2 separate regions of the Homo sapiens genome follow, and region 1 is linked to region 2. Evidence: chromatin loops called from intact Hi-C (ENCODE). Cell type or tissue: PC-9. All regions are shown on one strand. Each heading gives the region's core, and the rest is flanking DNA. Links, peaks and the distances in the headings are about the cores only.

Region 1 (5,382 bases), core at 183-5,182, 850 kb before region 2:
AGCTAAGTGTGAATACAAGAGTCAAAAAGGTTTTAAAACTTGTAAGTTTATAAAGTAAAAAAGTTACAGCAAGCTAAGGTTAGCTTATTATTGAAGAAAGAAGAACTTTTTTTTCTTTTTTTGAGACAAGAGTCTAGGTCTGTCACCCAGGCTGGAGTGCTGTTGCATGATGATGTCACTAAGTGATGGCTCACTGTAATCTCAAACTCCTGAGCTTATGATCCTCCTGCCTCAGCCCTCCAAATAGCTAGGAGGCAGACACACACCACCATGCCCAGTTAATTTTTTTTTTTTTCTTTTTCTGAGACGAAGTCTCTCTCTGTTGCCCAGGCTGGAGTGCAATGGCGCGATCTTGGCTCACTGCAACCTCCGCCTCTTGGGTTCAAGCAATTCTCTCACCTCTGCCTCCTGAGTAGCTGGGATGACATGCAGCACCACCACGCCTGGCTCATTTTTGTATTTTCAGTAGAGACGGCGTTTTACCATGTTGGACAGGCTGGTCTCGAACTCCTGACCTCAAGTGATCCGCCCGCCTTGGCCTCCCAAAGTGCTGGGATCACAGGTGTGAGTCCCCGCACCCAACCTCCAGCTAATATTTTTATTTAAAGTTTTTTTTTTTGTTTTTTTTTTTTTTAACAGATGGGGCGTTCTTATGTTGCTCAGGATGGTCTTGAACTCCTGGTCTCAAAGATCCTCCCACCTTAGCCATCCAAAGTGCTGGGATTTCAGGCATGAGCCACCATGCCTGCCCCAAAAACTTTTTAAATATATATTTAAAGCAGCCTAAGTGTACAGTGTTTATAAAGTCTACAGTAATGTCCAGTAATGTCACAGGCCTTCACATTCACTTACCACTCACTTAATGACTCACCCAGAGCAGCTTCCAGTCCTGCAAGCTTTATGCATGGTAAGTGCCTTGTACAGGTATATCATTTTCTATCTTTTTCTTTTCTTTTCTTTTCTTTTTTGAGACAGAGCCTTGCTCTGTCATCCAGGCTGGAGTGCAGTGGTGTGATCTCGGCTTACTGCAACCTCTGCCTCCTGGGTTCAAGCAATTCTGGTACCTCAGCCTCCCGAGTAGCTGGGACTACAGGCATGTGCCACCATGCCCAGCTAATTTTTGTATTTTTAGTAGAGACAGGGTTTTGCCAAGTTGATCAGGCTGGTCTCGAACTCCTAGCCTCAAGTGTTCCTCCTGCCTCGGTCACCCAAAGTGCTGGGATTACACTGCCTCCAGCCTTTTTCTATCTTTTATACTGTTATTTTTACTGTACCTTTTCTGTGTTTAGATATGTTTCTAAACACGAATACTATTGTGTTACAACTGCCTTCAGTATGCAGTACAATAACATGCTGTATGGGTTTGTAGCCTAGGAGCAATAGGCTACACTATATAGCCTAGGTGTGTAATAGGCTACGCCATCTAGGTTATGTAAGTACAATGTATAATGTTCACACAAAGACAAAATCACCTAATGAGATCATATGCCTGTTAAGCGATACATGATAGTATATACATGTATACATGTGTATATATACAACCACATACACATATATGTGAATATATGTGAAATATATACATCTCAGAACAAACTCATTCCAACTGAAGCCAAGATAATCTGGTCATCAGCAAAAATACTTTATAATGGCTTAATTGCACAAGTATGATATCCAAAATAGAAATAGCTTTTAATTTTTCCTTTTAAAAATGTTGTTTATATAAACGTATACATTTTTGTTTTATTTCTGAGACAGAGTCTCATTCTGCAGCCCAGGTTGGAGTACAGTGGCATGATCTTGGCTCACTGCAACCTCCACCTCCCGCGTTCAAGCAATTCTCATGCCTCAGCCTTCTGAGCAGCTGGGACTACAGGTGCACACCACCATGCCCAGCTAATTTTTGTATTTTTTGTGGAGATGAGCTTTCTCCATGTTTGCCAGGCTGGTCTTGAACTCCTGGTCTCAAGTGATCTGCCTGCCTCGGCCTCCCAAAGTGTTGGGATTACAGGCCAAGAGCCCCCGTGCCCGGCCAATATATACATTTAAAAAGAGAGATTGCTTCACTCGCACAGCCTATTGCATTTTCAGGTGTTCTGATTCTCTCTGACTATATAACACTTAGCAGTAATTAATATACCAAAATAGGTAAGAGTCCACTGAATATTGGTTCAATGTAATTAAGGGACTTATAATGGGAGAATTAAATAACTATTTGGCAGCTCCAAAGATATATATATCCAAAGATACATATATATTTACACATAATATATATATATAATGTGTTATATATGTTATGTGTATATATATACACATTATATATTATATATAATATATATTATATGTAAATATATATATATATATATATATATATATATATATATATATATATAATTTTTTTTTTTTTGAGACAGAATTTCACCCTTATTGTCCAGGCTGGAGTGCAGTGGCATGATCTCGGCTCACCGCAGCCTCCGCCTCCTGGGTCCAAGTCATTCTCCTGCCTCAGCCTCCCGAGTAGCTGGGATTACAGGCATGCGCCACCACGCCCAGCTGGTTTTGTATTTTTAGTAGAGACGGGGGTTTCTCCATGTCGGTCAGGCTGGTCTCGAACTCCTGACCACAGGTGATCCGCCCGCCTTAGCCTCCCAAAGTGCTGGGATTACAGGCATAGCCACCGTGCCCAGCCCAAAGATATATTTTACAGAGAAAGACATTGGTGTACAAAGTCTAAACTTTAGGTGGCTTGTTAACAGTTAATAGCTGTTAAGCGAGACTCCTTTACTCAGAATCAAGGTGAAATGCTCATAGCACTTAGTTGTGGTTTTGGCATACCTTCTTCACCTTGTTCTATTCCTGTCATTATCCAGAGGAACACTTATGACCCTAACGCCTCTGAGACACCTCAACAGAGAAGTATACACTTCAAACATAGTACTTGAGGTTTAAAGCATTAATTTATTGCTCTCCACATCCTTGATAAATAATGACTACGGAAAATTTTGTCTACTTAGAGGTACTACATTTTAATATAAGCTATAGGTTATAATAAAGCTATCGGTTAAAGAATCTAATAAAAAGCCATACACCTCAGAATCCATATTAAAACACAGCTTCACTTAAGAGACTATTTGCCAAGTTTAAGTTCCTAAAACATTCCTAACATTCAGGAAATCACTCAGATGCTGCAAAAAGTTTTACTGAAAAACAAAACCATCAACCAACCATATCTTTAGAATCTACTTCCACTAGATGGTGTAATTTCACCTTTTTAATTCAATTCCATTTAGAGTTTAACTCCATGAACTATATCCTAACAGAAATCTAATATGTCCAGGAATGGTCTTTTAGTTAGTTCTAAGGTATAAAATGCATCTATTCCAGTTTTTACTTAAAATGTTCACAATTTACATTAGAACTTTAGCAGTTCAATAAGAACATATACAGAAAAGACTGGTATAATTTTATCTCAAAGAGCTAGAAAAGGAACAGCAGAGGATTAGGACACTAGGGATATTCACAGAACAAGAAGGTTGGAAAGAGTGAGAGAGTGAGGGAGTGAGATTTGCTATCCACGATGACTAGTAACAGTAGTATACATGCCTGGGCAAATAATTTAACCTATATGAGCCCCACATTTCTCATATGAAAAATGAGGTTTAAACTACATTAATCTCAAAGTTTTCTTCCACCTCTAATAATAAGCAGCTTAATTAATGTGCCTTCCTATTGAATGGTAAACTACTAACATTTATGGCATACATTCTATGTGCCAGGAACTGTTCTAAGTGCTTTACATATATTAATTTTTTTATTCTTCACAATTCTGTGTAAGTTAAGTGCTATTACTATATCCATTTCACAGATGAGGAAAATGAGGCACAAAAGGGTTAAACAACTTTTCCAGTAGGTCAGAAATTAAAGCCAAGGATTAAATGAGGGAATTTTGGCTTAGAATACTCTTAAATACTCTATTAAAATCCAAATGTGTAATGTTTTTCTATGCATACATTATGCCTGGTGGAAGATAAGATCTGATTAATACATTGATAATTTTCTGTTCATTTTCATAGATGTGTACATTCTTAACTAAGATGAAACTGTTCTCACTGATTGATTCCTATAAAAGAATGTAGGGGTCCGGGTGTGGTGGCTCAGGCCTGTAATCCCAGCACTTTGGGAGGCCAAGGTGGGCAGATAACGAGGTCAGGAGATTGGAGACCATCCTGGCTAACACGGTGAAACCTCCTCTCTACTAAAAATACAAAAAATTAGCCAGGCGTGGTGGCACATGCCTGTAGTCCCAGCTACTCAGGAGGCTGAGGCAGGAGAATCGCTTGAACCCGGGAAGTGGAGGTTGCAGTGAGCCAAGATCACGCCACCGCACTCCAGCCTGGGCAACAGAGCAAGACTCCACCTCAAAAAAGAATATAGGGACCCAGGATCACAGGTTTGGTTCTATTATTTGAAACAAAAGACAACTGAAGGCCTACCCACATAAAATGACTCACTCAAGGTCACAAAAGTGGGTTGAGTAGCAGAACTAAGATAAAAACCTCAATCTTGCCTGGTGCGGTGGCTCACACCTGTAATCCCAGCACTTTGGGAGGCCAAGGTGGATGGATCACTTGAGGTCAGGAGTTTAAGGCCAGCCTGGCCAACATGGTGAAACCTAAAAATGTACTCTACTCTATTAAAAATACAAAAAATTAGCCAGGTGTGGTGGCACATGCTTTTAATTCCAGCTACTCGGGAGACTGGGGCAGGAGAACTGCTTGAACCCGGGAGGTGGAGGTTGCAATGAGCCTAGATTGCGCCAGTGCACTCCAGCGTGGGTGACAGAGCGAAAGTCCATTTCAAAAAAAAAAAAACAAAAACAAAAAATACCTCAGTCTCTAATCTCCTGATCCAGGAGTTTTCTTTAACCATGCTCCCTCACCAGAATAAGAAACATAATCTAGCCCAAACCCACAAAAACCAGAAAAAAAAAAAAAAACAACCCAAAACACTTGTTTGCTTTTTAAAGATTTATACGGTTCTTTAAATATGGCATTAACTTGAAGCAGTATCTGCTCTACACCAAGAAATTATTCTGTGAATCCAGCAGCACAGCACAGTAGTTACACAAAGCAGAAAATCTGAGGTCTGGCTGTCCAGGTTCAAATCCCAGCTCTACCATATACTTGATATGTGATACTGTATAAATTATTAAATCTTCCTGCCTCTCAGTTACTCTATCTGTAAAAATAGGAATAAAATATGCACCTTGTAAGACTGTTGTGAGAATTAAATAATATAGGTAAAGTGCTAGAATGAAGCTTGGCATATAATAAGTGCTATATAATTACTTGCTATTAATATTATTAAGCAATCAAAATCTCTCCC
Region 2 (5,382 bases), core at 120-5,119:
AGGCAGGCTGGGGGATAGGCCCCAAGTTGGTGGATCTCCACTTAACAGATTTTTTGGTACTATTTTTTTTAAATAAAAAATTTTGATTTCATAGTTCATTCTTGAGCGTTCAGCTGAAATGAAAAGTGAAAAAGTTTAAGCAATATGTTAAAGGGCAGGGGTGGGGAGGAGCCGGACCTCAGAATGGGAGCCTCAAACTTGAGGCTCACAGGGCCAGCCCATCATGAAAATGAGAGCAATGGCTTGGGCCATGCATTCTGTTTCCCAGGAACTCATGGCCCATCCTGGTTCCTGCCTCCTGTTGAGAATGCTAGCCCATGGGGCCAGATCTGCCAATTTCCCAAGATCATGTAGAAATTGGAATCTTAATGTAAAACTTCCCAATTCTCATGAGAGCCATCTGGACTTTGAAATGTTGGCAATTCATTGAAAAAAATTCTTTTAAATATATTTTTGAGCTGGAATTGAAAATCCACCAGCTTGCAAGGGACTTGAGAGATGCTGTGCTTGTGCCCCTAGGGTTTACAGATGCGGAAACAGAGGTCCAGAGAAAAATGACAGGGCCTGGTACAGTGACTCATGCCTGTAATCCCAGCACTTTGGGAGGCTGAGGTGGGTGGATCAGATGAGGCCAGGAGTTCAAGACCGGCCTGGCCAACATGGAGAAACCCCGTCTCTACTAAACATAACAAAAATTAGCTGGGTGTAATTGCCTATAATCCCAGCTACTTGGGAGGCTGAGGCAGGAGAATTGCTTGAACCTGGGAGACAGAAGTTGCTGTGAGCCAAGATCACGCTACTGCGCTCCAGCCTGGGTAACAGAGTGAGTCTCTGTCTCAAAAAAAAAAAAGGCTTGTCCGTGGAATCCAGCTCTCTGGAGCTCCCACTGCAGATCTATTTCTTCCAATTCCATCCAGACAGTGTGTTTCTGTTTGGCAAGCGGGCTGTTACGTGGAGTTTTATTGCAGGTAAAGGGGTCATCCAAACTGCTCTGTGGAGCTAGCAGAGTGACCACAGGAGCCCCAGGAAGCGTGAGCGTGGTCTTCATTCTCGGTTGAGCCAAAAAGGCTCACACGTTTCCAGACAAGGCTATTCTTGGCAGGGCCACCTCCTAGGGATTAATCATACTGAAAAGCTCACAGATTTAATTTTGCTGAAGTTTGATCTGTTCTAGGAAAGTACATGTAGCGTGGCTCAACAGAGAATTTTCTGCCCAAGGATCTACACGGTTAATATATTTTGGAGATCTCAGCAGAGCACAAAGCAGGCTAGAAAAATTCTCGTGGTGTTAGGCCAATCCAGCTTTGTCCTCTGGCCAGGAAAGTCCAGACTGCCCCTGGACCATGGCACAAACCCAAGGTGCCCAGCTAAGCAGCCCTGCCGGGAAAAGGTGATGAGAAACTTGCCTTTGCTAAAATAGTTGAGCTGCCAAATGATAGCCTGACCTAGGGGCTCAGAAATGAATGTTTCCTGTTATGCAGGAGGAGAGGGGCAGGGTTTGATTCTTGTGTTCTCATGTGCTTGCTCACTCTGCTCGTAATAAGGAGAGAAGTTTTATTTTTGCAAGCTATTGCAGCGTGAGCCCTAAACACCAAAGCCAGTCTCTTGAAGAAAACTGATCAGGATCCAGGAGCAGTTGTCAGGCCCCTGGAGGGTGACTCATGAGCAGCAGAGTTCCCGGAACTCACCCGTCCCTGGTCGGCTAGGAAGAGGCTGAGTGTGGTGGTAAATGTGGAGGGGCGGGCGCAACACTGCAGGCATGGCCTCTGTTTTTGAAAAACATTGTGTGTTCGGGTCAAAGCATCCATCCCCTGTGAGCAACCCAATTTTAAAAATAGGAGGTTCTGCAGAAAACCAAGATGCCTGCCTGTTTTCACCTGGAAGACCAAATTCTCACTTTCCAAGCCTGATTTTGGAATAAACAAAATCAATTCCAGCTCAGCCTCAGCAGAAGGCACGTGCAGTGGTGACTGTTTCATGGCTGTCTTTCCTTCAGGGCTGTTGGAGGTGTTTCTGGAACCAGCGCAATCAATGGCAGGAACAACTGGTTTTTCAGGCTATTGAGAAAGTCTGATTTATGTGGCTGAAGTATGGTGTTATTGACCCCCCCACCTTCGACTCCTAAGATTCCAGAACAAACTGAGAATTCATGTGAGTCAGCACCTTATTTATTAATTCTTTATGGATGAATAACATAAAAACAAAAGTGCACAAGTAACTGTACACCTTGCTGGGTTTCACATGCTGAGCACACCTTAATAGTCAGCACCCAGAGTGAGGAGCACAGTGTGACCATCGCCCCAGGAGCGCCCCCTGTGGCCCCTCCACGGGCAGAACCAGCAGCCCAAATTCTCACCGTGTGTCAGTGGAATATCACTTGGATGTTGGGTCAGGAGTTTTGGGCTTAAAGATCCCTAAGCAGGGTTGTGCCATCCAGCTTTGGGAAAACTCAGCCAGGGAGGGTTGTTCTCTGAATGTCAGGAGGGAGACTCCTGTGGCGCTTAGGGCCCAAGGGAGATGCTGGTTCATTGGTTCTGATGGAGATGGATTTCCAGGCGGGCATGAGAAAGTGTGACCGTGTTTGGGGGGGTGTCGAGAGCAGGCAGCACATTGAACGAGTGACTGTGTTGGTGATGTTGTGTGTGTCACTGATACACGAGCATTTTCTTAAAGGCCGGATTATTTAGGACCTATGAAAAGCTACGATCTGCCTGTTGGGGGTGGGTGGGGTGAGATTCTGAACTGGAGCCAGAGAGAAATGCCATGTGTCTTTACTGATAGAAATCTGATCACCCCGGATGCTGCCTGTCAGCATGTGGGCTCTGGGGAGCTGTTTTCCTAACGGCTTGGAAGAAGCTTGTGGACAGTGGAGATCGGAGCGGGGAGCTCCGCCTAATGAGTTCCTTGTCTGTTGGCTGAAGGTGTGGGGTTTCTTTGAGGGAAGCCATTAGCCACTTTGATGGCTTGTTTGAAAACAACTGAAATCTATCTTGTCGGTGTAGTGGTTCTCCAGATACCTCACGCTGGTCATTGGCATCGACAGCTGGGAGCTCCCCTGGCAGGTGTGGCAGAACTTGGCTTCTCAGTGATTTGCTCTCACGTTACTTTAATGCATGACTGGGATGGTTTCTATATATACACTTGCTTTATGTGGCTCCAGGGAACAGGGAACATGGCAGATCCTATTAAAAGTGGTTCCTGGTTATCCAATATTCATTCAACATTGATTAAGCCACCAACTGTGTGCCAGGTGCTAGGGATAGCTTTATTTACAGTTATGGGGCCATCAGGCTTTATGTGGGTGCAGTGTTACAGGTAAGTTAATTATAGGCTTGAAGGCTGTATGTTGTCATATGCGTTTGTCACTTCTAATAGGTGCTCATCATATCCTAACAAGAAATAATATTGATTTATCCCAGAGGAGATCGCATACGTAAAAAACTTTGAACACTAGAAAGCGTTTGGCAAATCTGAGGGGTATTTTTGTTCCAGGGCATGTAACCTTCCCTTTCTATGCTGAGTTATGGTACAGAAGGGAGGCCCTCTGCCGGGTGCCCAGCAAACATTATTCTCTGCTTTTTACATATTAGAGAACGGAGCTTTATGGAAGTGATGCCGTCACTCCTTCAAGGACCCAGTTTACAGCTCCAGGTCCTGACCCTCAGCGCCAGACATGGATGAGTGAGGTCTATAGACAGAGATGGCAGGAACCCCTCCCGATAGGGAGCAGGATGGGCAGGCTGTCACAGCAACTGAAATGCTAGGCTTGTTTAGAGGACTTCCAGTGAGTCTGTGATTCATGTTGAGATTGCCCCGTTGCACAAAAAAATCCAGTTCTCATTGGCAACACTCCTTTCTCCCTTGTTTGATTTGACTGTGTGGCAGTGGGGACAGGTGGCACTGAGATGGGTTGCCACAGACATTTCTACTGTTGAGTTTGCCTCCCTGGGCTCTCATTCTGCTCCACTACTTACTAACTGTGGTTCGTGGGCAAGCTACTTTATGCTCTGTGCCTCAATTTCCTCATCTGTAAAAGGGGATAAATGTTAGTACCTAGGATGTAGTATTATGGTAAGTATTATGATAAGATTAAGTACTCAATAAATGCTGTCATTTCTTTTAGCTATTCCTGGACGTTCCCATTCCCATCTCTCAAATCTCTCAAATTCTGAAGCTGTTGTTCACCTAGGAGGTGCCTAGTAGAATCATTGTAGCTTATAATTTTGGCCTTATAGTCTACATTTTAGCAAGGGCTGAGATCCCTTGCAGATTCTAAGAAAGCATCTATAAAGAGGAAGACTTTCCTTTTTTGTACCTCCATTTATTTCAGGGATTACAGAGCTATATATATATATATATATTTATTTATTTTTAAAATGGAGTCTTGCTCTGTCACTCAGGCTGGACTGCAGTGGCACAATCTCAGCTCACTGCAGCCTCAAACTCCTGGGCTCAAGTGATCCACCTGTCTCAGCCTCCTGAGTAGCTGGGACTACAGGTGTATAGCACCATGCCTGGCTAATTTTTAGAACGGAGACAGGGTCTCACTATGTTGCCTAGGCTGGTCTTGAACTCCTTGCCTCAAGCAATCCTCCCGCCTCAGCCTTCCAAAGTGCTGGATTACAGGCATGAGCCACTGCGCCGGCTGCATAAACTATTATTGTCTAGGCATGTAATGAAATCTCAGTTTGCTTGGACAAGCTGGGGTAAGACTCTGTGACATGTTGTTTAAGATCAGTGCATGCTGGGGCCAGTTTACTTGAAAGGGGATCTGTAGATTGAAGATGCTGCTGCCTCTCTTACATGAGAATAATCTGCTTATGTGCCTGGCCTTGGCCAGACAGAAAGGAAATGTCGGGCATCAGCTGTCTGAAGGTGCGGTGAGGAACTGAAGAGAACAGAAGGAAAACCTGGCTGGTAAATGCAGACGAGCCACTGAAGGATTCCAGGAAGGAAGCCCCGAGGGTGTTGCTGTCTCCCTTGCCAGCTTTTTATCTCTTGCAAATGTGGACACGTTATCAGGGCGGATCTATTAGAAAATGAATCCACTGAAACATCTGCAAATAAGTGGCTCCAGACTGTCATTATCTCCCTGGGTTTTGTAACCAGTTGTGGCTGACGAGGACATTCTGCTGGGAAGGTCAGGGTCCTGTGTGTGTGGACCGAACACCTTCCCTCAGGTTCGCACAGCACCTCACTGGGCACGGCTGGGGCCCATATTCCATCCAGTCTTTAGGAGCAGGTGGTAGCTTCTCTGCCTCCCTCTGGATGAATGAGCTCCTTGAGGGCAAGGACTGGGGTCAGGGTCATTGACTGTGGTAGTTTCCAGTGGCTGCTGTAACAAATTACCACAAATCTGGCAATTTCAAACAACACACATTG

What was found. A loop is a pair of places that touch in the nucleus more often than their neighbours do. Peaks named below come from ENCODE experiments on the same cell type or tissue, not always from the same donor. Only the 100,000 strongest peaks of a DNase experiment are listed, where the experiment ranks them.
Region 1: a loop joins it to region 2, with 6 times the contacts of the local background. A loop is called at or near these places in 1 of 110 quality-filtered maps.

The regions. Positions count from the first base shown.
Region 1 is chr3:57,850,964-57,856,345 of GRCh38, reverse strand. The region is part of intron 6 of SLMAP (sarcolemma associated protein); the gene reads right to left. Among named protein-coding and RNA genes, the nearest start is that of SLMAP, 97 kb to the right of the region's middle. In PC-9, for the core only: CTCF peaks have their summits at 3,029 and 3,232 (motif pointing right); no DNase peak of the experiment used is centred there.
Region 2 is chr3:57,003,951-57,009,332 of GRCh38, reverse strand. It overlaps a transcript of ARHGEF3 not described here. Among named protein-coding and RNA genes, the nearest start is that of SPATA12, 54 kb to the left of the region's middle. RefSeq lists enhancers at 1,458-1,752, 2,308-2,839. In PC-9, for the core only: a CTCF peak has its summit at 2,347; DNase peaks (open chromatin) are centred at 1,642, 2,132 and 2,742; H3K4me3 peaks cover 1,914 bases; H3K27ac peaks cover 3,608 bases.